Linked DNA regions of Mus musculus: region 1 is linked to region 2. Evidence: chromatin contacts called from ENCODE Hi-C or POLR2A ChIA-PET data. All regions are on one chromosome and are shown on one strand. Each heading gives the region's core, a stretch centred on a gene start or an enhancer-like site at or near the end of the contact. The rest is flanking DNA. Distances are from core to core; before and after follow the strand shown. Region 1 has its middle 21 kb from the start of Gm39777. Region 2 has its middle 20 kb from the start of Gm39777.

The links. Hi-C counts contacts between places; a loop is a spot of excess contacts on that map. ChIA-PET counts read pairs that join two places held with the same protein, here RNA polymerase II (POLR2A).
Region 1: a loop to region 2 is called in a map of gastrocnemius, with 2.0 times the contacts of the local background. The contact joins two enhancer-like sites. A Hi-C loop is called at or near these places in 3 of 37 maps with a recorded cell type or tissue (Patski, gastrocnemius and left cerebral cortex). POLR2A ChIA-PET finds 5 or more read pairs at or near these places in 1 of 5 experiments (Patski).

The regions. Positions count from the first base shown.
Region 1 is chr2:27,856,465-27,861,905 of GRCm38, forward strand. No RefSeq gene overlaps it. Among named protein-coding and RNA genes, the nearest start is that of Gm39777, 21 kb to the left of the region's middle. Within about 2 kb of position 2,104, at least 2 of the 3 ENCODE cell types and tissues checked have a DNase peak (open chromatin) inside an H3K27ac peak, as active enhancers do; they include gastrocnemius, where a contact is called at or near this core.
Region 2 is chr2:27,815,996-27,821,009 of GRCm38, forward strand. No RefSeq gene overlaps it. Among named protein-coding and RNA genes, the nearest start is that of Gm39777, 20 kb to the right of the region's middle. Within about 2 kb of position 2,959, at least 1 of the 3 ENCODE cell types and tissues checked has a DNase peak (open chromatin) inside an H3K27ac peak, as active enhancers do; it is gastrocnemius, where a contact is called at or near this core.

The DNA.
Region 1 (5,441 bases), core at 854-3,353, 40 kb after region 2:
AGGGACATATGTCCTCACCAGGACACAGATCAGGCTGTCAGAGAGCAAAAGACTGATAAACCACACTTCATTGTCACTGGAGAATACAGTTCATCAGAAGTCTCGCCATGATCAAACCAGAGACTCTCGAGGGGAAGTGGACATCAACGACAGATGGACCCGAGAGGACTTGAACCCAGAGCACTGCAATCAGACTTCTGACAAATCCACAATTCACTCACACTGTAACTGGAGCGTGGCATTGGAGTAGGAGCCTCAGGAAACAACTTTTGGATGTGATGTTTAATACTGAATGCCAACCTGACAGGATCCAGCATCACAAGGCTCCAAGCCTGTGTCGTCAGGGAGGTATTTTCTAGACTAAGTCGAGTGTGAAGACATGCTTTAAAAGTGGCCCCGCTCTTCTACAGATGGGACCCTGAACTCAGGGAGAAAAGGAAGCTTTTCTCTCACTGCTTCCTGTATGTGGATGAAATGAGAGCGGCAGGGCCGGCTTCCTGCACCTGACGCCTGCCAGGATGGGCTCCATCCCTCTGAAAGGCCTGCCTCCAGGATCTGCTTTGTGGAGGCATTTCCTCAGAGAAACAGAAAAGCAACCTAGCAAGCGGTGGCTGTACAGACTGGGAATGTAGTAACTGCCGTGGGATAGATCGCTTAAAACAGGTCATTTATGAGATCGAACTTCACCTCAATAAACATTTTAAACCAAATGAAATAAGCCACAAGGACACAATGAGCCAACATGGCTCAAATTAAAAACAACTGACAAACCAGAAGTCAGAGGCGATGTGAGCTGCTGAACTCCCTCCCTGTGGGGTGGGGAGAGGAGGTCTGCCACCCCTGACTCTAAGCTGAGAGTACACAAACTCTGTGATGTTGCAACTTGGCTCCTTGAGAGCTTGGGTGGAGAGTGGGTAAGGGGTCCTTCCACACAAGAAAGACACAGGTAATAGGCGTCTAGGGCCAGGGAGAGCTGTCAGGTGAACCCTGGGAGCTGTGCTGAGGAATGTATATGAAGGGGATGGGAATCCATTGCCTGTGTCACCAAGAGATTACCAGGGAGGGTGTCGGTGACAGCAGAGAACAACCCAGAGGAGAGGCATTGCTGAACCTTCTCAAGAAGGTCTTCGGAAGGGGAGGAGGTCTCAGAACCTAATAGGGACCCAAAGAGCCAGCTATGTGACAATTCTGAGGGGACCAGAGATGTGCAGGGCAAAGCTCACCCTCCTACCAGTCACATTTGCCACATTCTGTTTTCTGATGCTTAGATGTTTCAAGGATTCTGATATCCCAAGAGGCTAATTCCTGAAGACAGCCAGGGGCGGCTTGCCTGTGAACACACCTTCTAAGACACATGCCAATCACCAAGGCTCTATAGCCCCACCTACCTTCCCCAGAGAACAACCACAACCACTCTCCAGGTGATACTTTCTGGGACACCCCTCCTACAGCTCAGCATCCTCTAGTTATCAGCCACAGGGAAGCCTCCCTTGGCCCTTCCTGCAGAAACCACAGTGAAGCCGCCCCCCACCCCCACCTTGCTGCTCCCCACCCCCTGCTGCTTCCTAAAAGTCCCAACCCTTTCTGGAGTGTGTGGTTCTGTGCAGCCCCTCATCACATCCTTGTGAGCACTCAGCCTAGGACCCGCCAACACTATGCAGAGGAACCTCAGGCCTAGCACAAACAGACTCCTTTTTGGAATTTTTTGGGACAAGGAATAAAGGACTCTGGATAGTAACAGTGTCTAACCTGGTGTCTTCTGGTATGAACTGGTCATTTTTGCCAGAATATCAGTATAGTCACTAGGGTATCAAACTAGAAGAGGCATTTGTGAGTTCTGGAGTCCCGGATCATCCATCATCAGCCACCCCTCCCCCCCAGCAGAGCAGACCTATGGTAGAATAGCCATGGGCAGTCACTGGTTTAGCGAACAACAAGGCAACGCTGTGCCATGACCCCTTGATCGCAGGCTGCCCTCTCCTGTGAACGACTCACAGTCTGAAATGGGCTATTTTTATCTGCTCCTCAGGGCAGATCCAGCAAGATGCCTCGCTGGCAGGAAGCCGCTGCTGCTCAACAGTCTCCCCGTTGCTCCAGCGGAGCCGGGCTCTTAGAACAAGATGGAACTTTCTTCATCTTCTATGTCCTCTGATTCAATCAGGCCCTGCCTGCCCTCCCTGGGCCCCCTCTGGTGGGGAGGGACCTGAGCCTCCTCCCCTGCTGCTGCTGTGGCCACATGTGCAATGCCAGCCCCCCACCTGCTCTGACTCAGCCTGAAAACATTCTCTGGGGAAGCTTCTACCCCTCCCTGCCTGGGCCCCAGTTTCCCAGGCTTAGGCATTGCACAAGCAATTGCAATGCCTGGATCTGGGCTCAGGGCTCTGGTGTGAGGGCCAGACATACAAAGCAGACAGTGCTAGGACCAAGAGGAGCCACAGTGAGCCAACTGATCAGAGGGGCTCTGGGAGTCCTCCTAAAACCTACCCTGGGTCGCCATTGCAGCCAGCTATACCAAGGGCCTGTCTGAAAGCAGTGGCTACTCTGTAACTGCCCTCAGAGTAGGGAGAGAGATCTGGTTGCCCGGGGGCAGGGAGGGGGGTACGGGAAAGCCATGTCCAGTTCCCTCCTGATCTCCCAAGGCAGGGGAATGAGCATCCAGAGGGTGGGACAGAAATTGGCCATGAGAGGAGACAGAGGGAAACCCTGTTGCCACTGCTTCCTGCAGCCTTACAGCACCCCAATCCATCTCTTCAGAGATGTCTTCAGATGCCCTTCAAAGGCCACCCCTCTTCCTCTCTGAGTTTATTCTCAATGCTGCAGACTGTAGCCATCCTGGTGCTTGGCTCACATTAGTCTGAGCTCTGCCTGCACAGAAATGGAGCCTGTGTGCATTCCTCAGTTTCTCTATCTACAGGCAGAGGTGGGCTAGGCCCTTACTTGGGGAGTCTCTGTTGGTACTGAGCTCCTGCTGAAATCTTGGGGGGTGCAAGGTTTAATTATGGCCATGGAACCTGCCATCCTTTTCTTCCCAGGAAGGGACCAGCTTCTCTGATTCCAGATGAAGCCTGGGGCATAAGCCCAGTGATGTCTTCCCATCTCCCCCATGACAGGCCTGCTCTACAGGTGTCTTCCAGTTCTCTCCTCTGTCCCAGTGCAAGGAAGGAAATGTAAACTCTTCTGTCCCCAAACCCGCTCTTACCAAATGAAGTCACAGCAACAAGTGGCCTTCCAGTCCTTCTTTGCCTGTGGCCCCAACCTCTCACACTGCTGGTGGGTAAGCAGAGCAGGCCTGTCCTGGCTTTGAGGTGAAGGGTCTCTGTGCAGGTGAGCTATTCGACTAGCTGGAGGACACTGTACGTGGGTGCACAGCCGACCATCAGTCTGCATACTCCATCATGACCATGTGTGCACGTTATGCTTTCGCTCGCAGGCAGCATGCTGGCATGGTGGAATCCGCTCTGGCAGGTCCTCACAGGATGGGCTCTGAGGGAAAGTGCAGAGAACATGAGGCCCTGGAAGAGCTGAGACTACTCTGTCTGTGGCTCCTAGCCTGGTTATTCCATGGAGTCTGTGATTGTCATTAGCCTGCTGGTTTTCCAACCAAGGGATATTGCCAGCTTGTTTACTGGCTTTCTGGATGGAGCAGTCTGAAGCCTCCATGACACACATTTTCCATAGGAAGGGGTCTCCAGCTTCCAAGGGATGTAGTCCGTGGGTCTGAGTGATATACTCCAGCCTAGACTGAGTCCCGGGTGTCAAACCTTCTGATGTTTCCAGAGAGAAGGCAGGGTCTATTCTACAACACCCCGAACACAGGCTTCCCCAGGATCTGACACACTGCTAGGGCTCCAAGTCAGCTTGTGCTGTTGTCTGGGTGGGGGAAGAGCAGAAAGGAGACACACACAGAGACTCAGGGGTGGTGGCTGAGGACACCATGTCCATACCAGGTGAAAATAACATTCTCTGATGCCCTCAATTGTCTTTTCATAAACGTGTTAGGGACAGAGGGTCTCTGCCTTTGCCATGTGACAGCCTCACTGCCTTCTTTCTTTGTGAAGCATGTCTGTCAGTTGTCCCCAACCTGTCAGAGTTCAGCCAACACCTATTGAGAGGCAGGAAGGACAGGGCCACAGACCACAGAGTCCAAGCAGGAGGAAGGTCTCTGCCCTTCCCCATCCCGCAGATAGTCTATGGACCCATCCACCTTCCCCTCAGATGTAGACACTGTCCCTGAACTACGAATGGGGACCATCATGTCATAATATATGTGAGGTCCTAGAGTGGACTATACCATGTCACCCATCCTTGGACCTGTTGACAGGTCTTCCATTAAGTTCACTGACGTGGATGAATGGGTCCCCATGGAGGGTCAGCCCAGTCTCCCTTGGCTACAAGGCCTGCATAGTGCATTCCAGCCCCCACACTCTCTGCAAGGTCCCCATGGCCTTGAGATTGGGTGGGCAGATGCGGTACCTTCCCTTCCCATAAGAACCATTTCCACCTCTGTGCCATAGCAATAGCCACCCTCACCCTGGGGGCAAAGGCTGCAGCAGAAGAGTGTGTGGCAGTGAGAAGGACCAGCATGGCACTCCCAGCAGTGAGGCGCTCTGACATGGTTAATGTTTGGTGCCCAGCATGGCCACGCTGTGGCTAATGGATTCAGCAAGGATGTGAGCTTCTCGAGGAGGAAACATAGCAACTCAAAGTCAGGACGTGACCAAGTCAAAACTTCCAACCTCCAGGGACCAGAGAGTTCAGAGGAACATGGTACAGTGGCTGTCTTCTTTTAAAAGACACGTAAAAGCCTTTCCTTCCAACCTCATAGGATGGAGGATCAAGATCATTGATGGGGGAATGGAAAAAATGGGCCAATTTCAAGGTTTCTACCAAATGCTCAGGACAGTGGTCTCTGATATGACTTTAACGCCCGAGGGCAGCTGCCTTCTGGAAGCGCATCTCTGAAAAGTGTACCCTTGTGCAAGGAGGCCAGATATAAGACAGGAGGTCTGGAGGCCTCTGGATGAGAGGGATAGCCACTTGTCAGTCCCTGTGAGTTCTTGCAAATGAGGCTTCGGAAGTGAGTCCAGAATAGATTCACGGTGAATGCTTTGTGCCTTACTAATCTATAGATTAAGAGAGAAACTTCCCTTTTCTGTTTGTGCCTCAGTTTCCTGGTTTCAGAGTGGGCTTTTGTCTGCGAGGCCTCTGCAACCTGCTGCTAAATGATGGGAACTATGTAGTAAGGACCTCCTCTGTCTTTCCTGTTTCTAGACATTCTCAGCATCTTGTGCAATAATCCCCTGCAGGGTTCCTGTGTGCAGTTTTATCCTAGGGCACCCTTGGAAAGCTGTCTGAGATCCTCGGGGAGTTGCACTCCTGGCAAGAGGTTACATACATGTTACATACATGTCTCAGATTCCCAGGACTCATGGAGATCTGAC
Region 2 (5,014 bases), core at 1,709-4,208:
CGTGGGGCGACCTGGGCCTGGGCTTCAGTATCTGCAGCATGGGGTGACCCAGGCCTGTAGTAGGGTTTGTGGAGGGTGCGGTCTCTGCCCAGAGTCAGGGCTCAGGTTGCACCTGTCTTTTCATTTGGATGACAGGGCACGGCACTGTGTGTGTGCATAGAATGTGTTCAGGACGCATTGAATCTGCCTTGCTCAGTGCCTTTGGCCCACAGGCCTGACAGATATTGCTGGGAGACCAGAACAAGAGCCTCCCACACTTATGTAATTCCAAATAAAAATGGAGCTAAACCATAAAACAAGTGGCAACATGGTTAATATAGCTTGGTATTACCCCAAATGTTTTCTTTTTTTTTTCTCAAAACTCTCTTTTATTAACATTTTTCTTCTGCTGGCCCTGCCTGTGGAGGGCTCCCAAGTTCTGGGTCTGGGCTTCTGGGAGCTGAACACTTGGCCAGGCCCCACTGAAGCTGCAGATCCCTGGGGCTCAGGCAGCCAGGTCCGGAGTCTATTTTCTCCCTCCACACTGTGTCTCCTTTCTCGTTTTCCTCCCTTCCTAAGCTGTCTCTTCATTCCTTCTTATTTTTACTTATTTATTTTTAATTTGTATTTATTTGAGGTACTAGGACTGAACCTGAGTTCTTGCCCATGTTAAAGATACACTTTACCACTGAACTGTGATCCTCCAGCCCTGTCTTTTCCATTTCTTAAAAATAATGAGATAAATCTTGTCCAGGCCAACCTGACTCTGTAGCCCAGGATGCACTCGAACTTGCGATTCTTCTGTCTCAGCTACCTAAGTAGCTGAGGTGGCAGTCCTGAACCACCAGCTCTGAGTCCATCTTTTTATGAAGAAAGCTTTCAAATACCAGACATCCCCAACCCAAATCCAAATCCTAGTGCCTGGCTCTCTCATGTGGCAGTGGCCAAGATTCAACAGAGGACACAAGAGTTTCTTAGGACTCCCTTCACGCAGTGGCTAGCTGCTCAGGAAGGTGGCATCTGGGCAGAGGAAGCTTAGCTCCTTGCAATGGACATTTCACACATAGCCGTGCTCAGCATCTGGAGGTGGCCTCCTCCCCTTCAGATTCGAACCCGGAGGGACTGTCTTAGTTAGGGTTTTACTGCTGTGAATAGAAACCATGACCAAGGCAACTCTTATAAGGACAACATTTCATTGGGGCTGGTTTACAGGTTCAGAGGTTCAGTCTATTATCATCAATTAGCATGGCAGTGTCTAGGCAGGCATGGTGTAGGAAGAGCTAAGAGTTCTACATCTTGTTCTGAAGGCAAACAGGAGAAGACTGACTTCCAGGGAGCTAGGATGAGGATCTTAAAGCCCACGTCCACGATGACACACTTCCTCCCACAAGGCCTCACCTACGCCAACAAGTTCACACCTCCTAATAGTGCCGCTCCCTAGGCCAAGCATATTCAATACATCTCTGGAACTAATCTGATGATGCCAGCTCCTTCCTACAGGCCTTCCTACCTGTCTATACAGAGTGCATAGGACTGTAGGCCTTCCTACCTGTCTATACAGAGTGCATAGGACTGTAGGCCTTCCTACCTGTCTATACAGAGTGCATAGGACTGCACTCTTGACAACTTTAGCTGCCCAGTCATACTGAACCTCTGCCTGGAGGCTCATGATGTCTGTGTGCCCCCCCCCCTCACTAGTCCTCCCTTTGGCATTCTGTGTGCTCCTCCTTCCTCCCCAATCCTCTTCCTTTTTTCTTTCCCCATTCTGTTTCTCCCTCCTCCCCTAAGACAGTTCCATTCCCTTTATAATTGCACCCTCAGCCCCCTCCCATATCTTCACACCGGAGACACACAGCCTTCATTTGAAAGTCCCCAGTTGCTTGAACATGGTTTCTGGTGGGACAGGACGTGTTTTGTGTTTGCTGACTGAACTCTGTGTTGCTTTCTGTAGCTGCTGCTCGCTCTCTCTCTTTCCCCAGAGCTGTGGCTTTCCCGAGGATCACCAAGTGTCAAGGGCAGATGGTGTCCTAACGTCTTTTCCTTGTTCCTCCATCCCCTGCTTGTCAGCTCCAAGACTGTCCCGGGTTCAAGTCCAGCCTGCTTCCAAGGAGGGCAGCTAGGTGGTGTGGGCTGAGGAGTCAGGCCTGGGTATGGATGTCTGTCATAGAGCCACCAAGCCAGCAGCTGACAGAAAAGGTTTTCATGGGCTGTTGGGAAGACCCTAAAATGTCAGACAGGTGTGTCTTCCTCATATGACCCCAGAGAGAAGCCAGAGTAGTCCTGACATTGAGTCTGGGGCCCACAGTGGATTGAAACCTGGAGTCACCTTGCCACAGTTGTGCTGAGATGCTGGGGATTGCTGCAGCTCAGCCCTGTTCCATTGCCCTGTACCTCAGCACTGGTCTTCGTGCAGGCCCCAAACTCTAAGTGGCCTGCTCAGGCAAAGGTGGCAGTAGGTGGTGCCTCCTCTTAGCCTGGTGTGATAACTGTTCACAACTAAAATATAGCATCAATAGTGGATCCAGTGGTGGTGGGGTGCAGGGGTGGTGAGGGGTGGGGTCTGGTCTGTTTTCCTCCTGCTCCTTCCCTCTCTCCTCCTCAAGAGCTACCTTGAGTTCCTGTGGGCTGTTGGAACAGGCCGGGATAATCTGCCTTTTATCCAGGCCTCTTGCCACAGAGCTGCCGGGAACAGCAGCCCAAGACACACAGACAAACGGCAACCTGGATGTGGGTCAAGGATGAAATTGTCGTGTTTGAATCTCAGCCTGAAGAGGCAGCCAGAGCTGTTCAGATGTTCCCACTCAGCCTCTGGCAGAGACAGCACCAGGGAGGTAAGAGTAGAGGAGACCAGAGGCTGCCTGGGAGCAGAGGGCAAAGGGCAGAGCTGCTGCCTGCCCTCAAGAGAGCTCCAGAAGGCTCCTTTCTGGTCACTTCCCGTCTATAACATCCTGTGGGTCACTGTGATCCTGGGAGCCCTTCCAAGATGCTGGCACACAGCCCTGGATGGCTCTTCTGAAACTCATTATTCATGTTACATAGAGCTAGTCCATATAGCCAGGGGAACAACATTTTTTATGGGTAACCCAGGGAAACAAGGATCCACACTTGTGGCTGACACAGGGGACCCTGAGAATAGGAGCCTAGAAGGTTCGAAGCATCTATGGAAAGAGATGCTTGACAGCCAAGATTAAGTGAGAAGGCTGTGCTGAGCCTGCCAAGGGGCCTCGGGGCTCCTGGTGTGTGCGGGAGTGCTGAATGTCTGAAACAGCTCAGATTCAATCGTCTGAATTTAGATAACTCAGGTATCCATCTGTGTCACCCCCTGGGGACCAGAGGTAGCTCACAGGAAGTAAGTTCAGCCGACTGTGGAAGTGGGGTAGGTGGTGCGCACACTCAGTCAGGCACACACTCAGTCAGGCACACACTCAGTCAGGCACACACTCAGTCAGGCACACACTCAGTCAGGCACACACTCAGTCACGCACACACTCAGTCACGCACACACTCAGTCACGCACACACTCAGTGTGTTAAGCACCCCAGAGTCATACACTCTGAAGAAGGAGGGCAAGTTTTGCTATGTGTATTTTTTTACCACAGTAATAAAATGTTGTTTTTGTTTCTTTTTTTAAAGATGAAGACAACAAAATAACCACCCCTGGGGTCAGAGAAACTAAAAACTTGAGTAGGGAATAAAGAGAGGAGAGAAACCAGGCCTGGGATTACAGACTTGTCATCCCAGCACTGGGGAAATGGAGGCAGAAGAATTCCAAGTTCGAGGCTCCAGTTGGGAATTTAGCGAGACTCTGTCTCCAAATAAAAAGCAAGAGGAAGGCTGGTGGTATATCACAGCGGAAGGGGCTTGCTTAGCGCACATGAGACCCTAAATTCAATCCCTGGCCTCTGAGGTTTGCTTGAGCCCACTGTGGCATCTAAAGGCAGAGGAAATCTCAGCAGCCTCTTGCTGACAATGTGGATGGAGCCTCACTATGTGCCAGCCCCACGAACATTCATACTACAGCCATATAGTGTGTGGGGTATAAACCCCGCTTTTTTTTTCAAGACAGGGTTTCTCTGTGTAGCCTTGACTGTCCTGGAACTCACTTGTAGATCAGGCTGGCCTCGAACTCAAAAATCCGCCTGCCTCTGCCTCCCAAGTGCTGGGATTAAAGATGTGTGCCACCACTGCCCGGCTCAGGCCTTAACTTTTAATAGGGTTCTTAAATGCTTTAATCTCCCTTCTAGCCCACCATCCATCAGAAGTGGTGGAAAAGAAAGGTTCTTAGGATTCTAGGGAAGTGGACCTGTTAAGAAATTGCTCTTCCAAGCAAATCCCATCTGTGTTGTCAGGATATAAGCAGCAGTTCAGTTCACCATATTCAGTAGAGGCAGCTCGCTCCACTCACAAATACTTCACAAATACACCAGCTATCCAGTTCAGTAGTGTTGGGATAGCAAACATGAATCAGCAATGGTGGAACTGCTTAGCAGAGATAGCCAGTCCTCAGCAGAGTCGGTACGGTACGAGTCAGCAGGAGGGACCAGGACTAGCAGGGACACCAGGAGCAGTTATTTGCCGTGCCTCTCTCCAAAGAAGTGGAGATCGGTGAAGACTTGATACCAAGAAACATGACAAAGCTGCTTTGCAAGCAAGCCTCCCTCACTGTCCATTGAGTCCTATTTAGACTCCTTCCAAACATCACGTGTCCTTCACGGATCTCGCCTCGTCATATACCTTGCCTCAGTATTTGAGTCTGTATTAGCAAAAGTCCATGTGAGTCTATATCAGCTGACATCACTCTGCCAATAGACCAGGGTCCACAGAAGCAGCAAGAAGCCACCAGAAATTTTTGGCATGTTTCTCTCTATGGAGTCATGACAAACGGAGCTTAGCTACGCAATGTAAGATGAACCAATACCTGTGTTTCATTAGTGAAGAGTACTTCATCATGCGTCCTTTCATGTGTGTCTGCTTCAGTGAAACATTCCTTCATGTGTTTGCCCCAGCCAAACACCATCCAACACAAATGACTTTC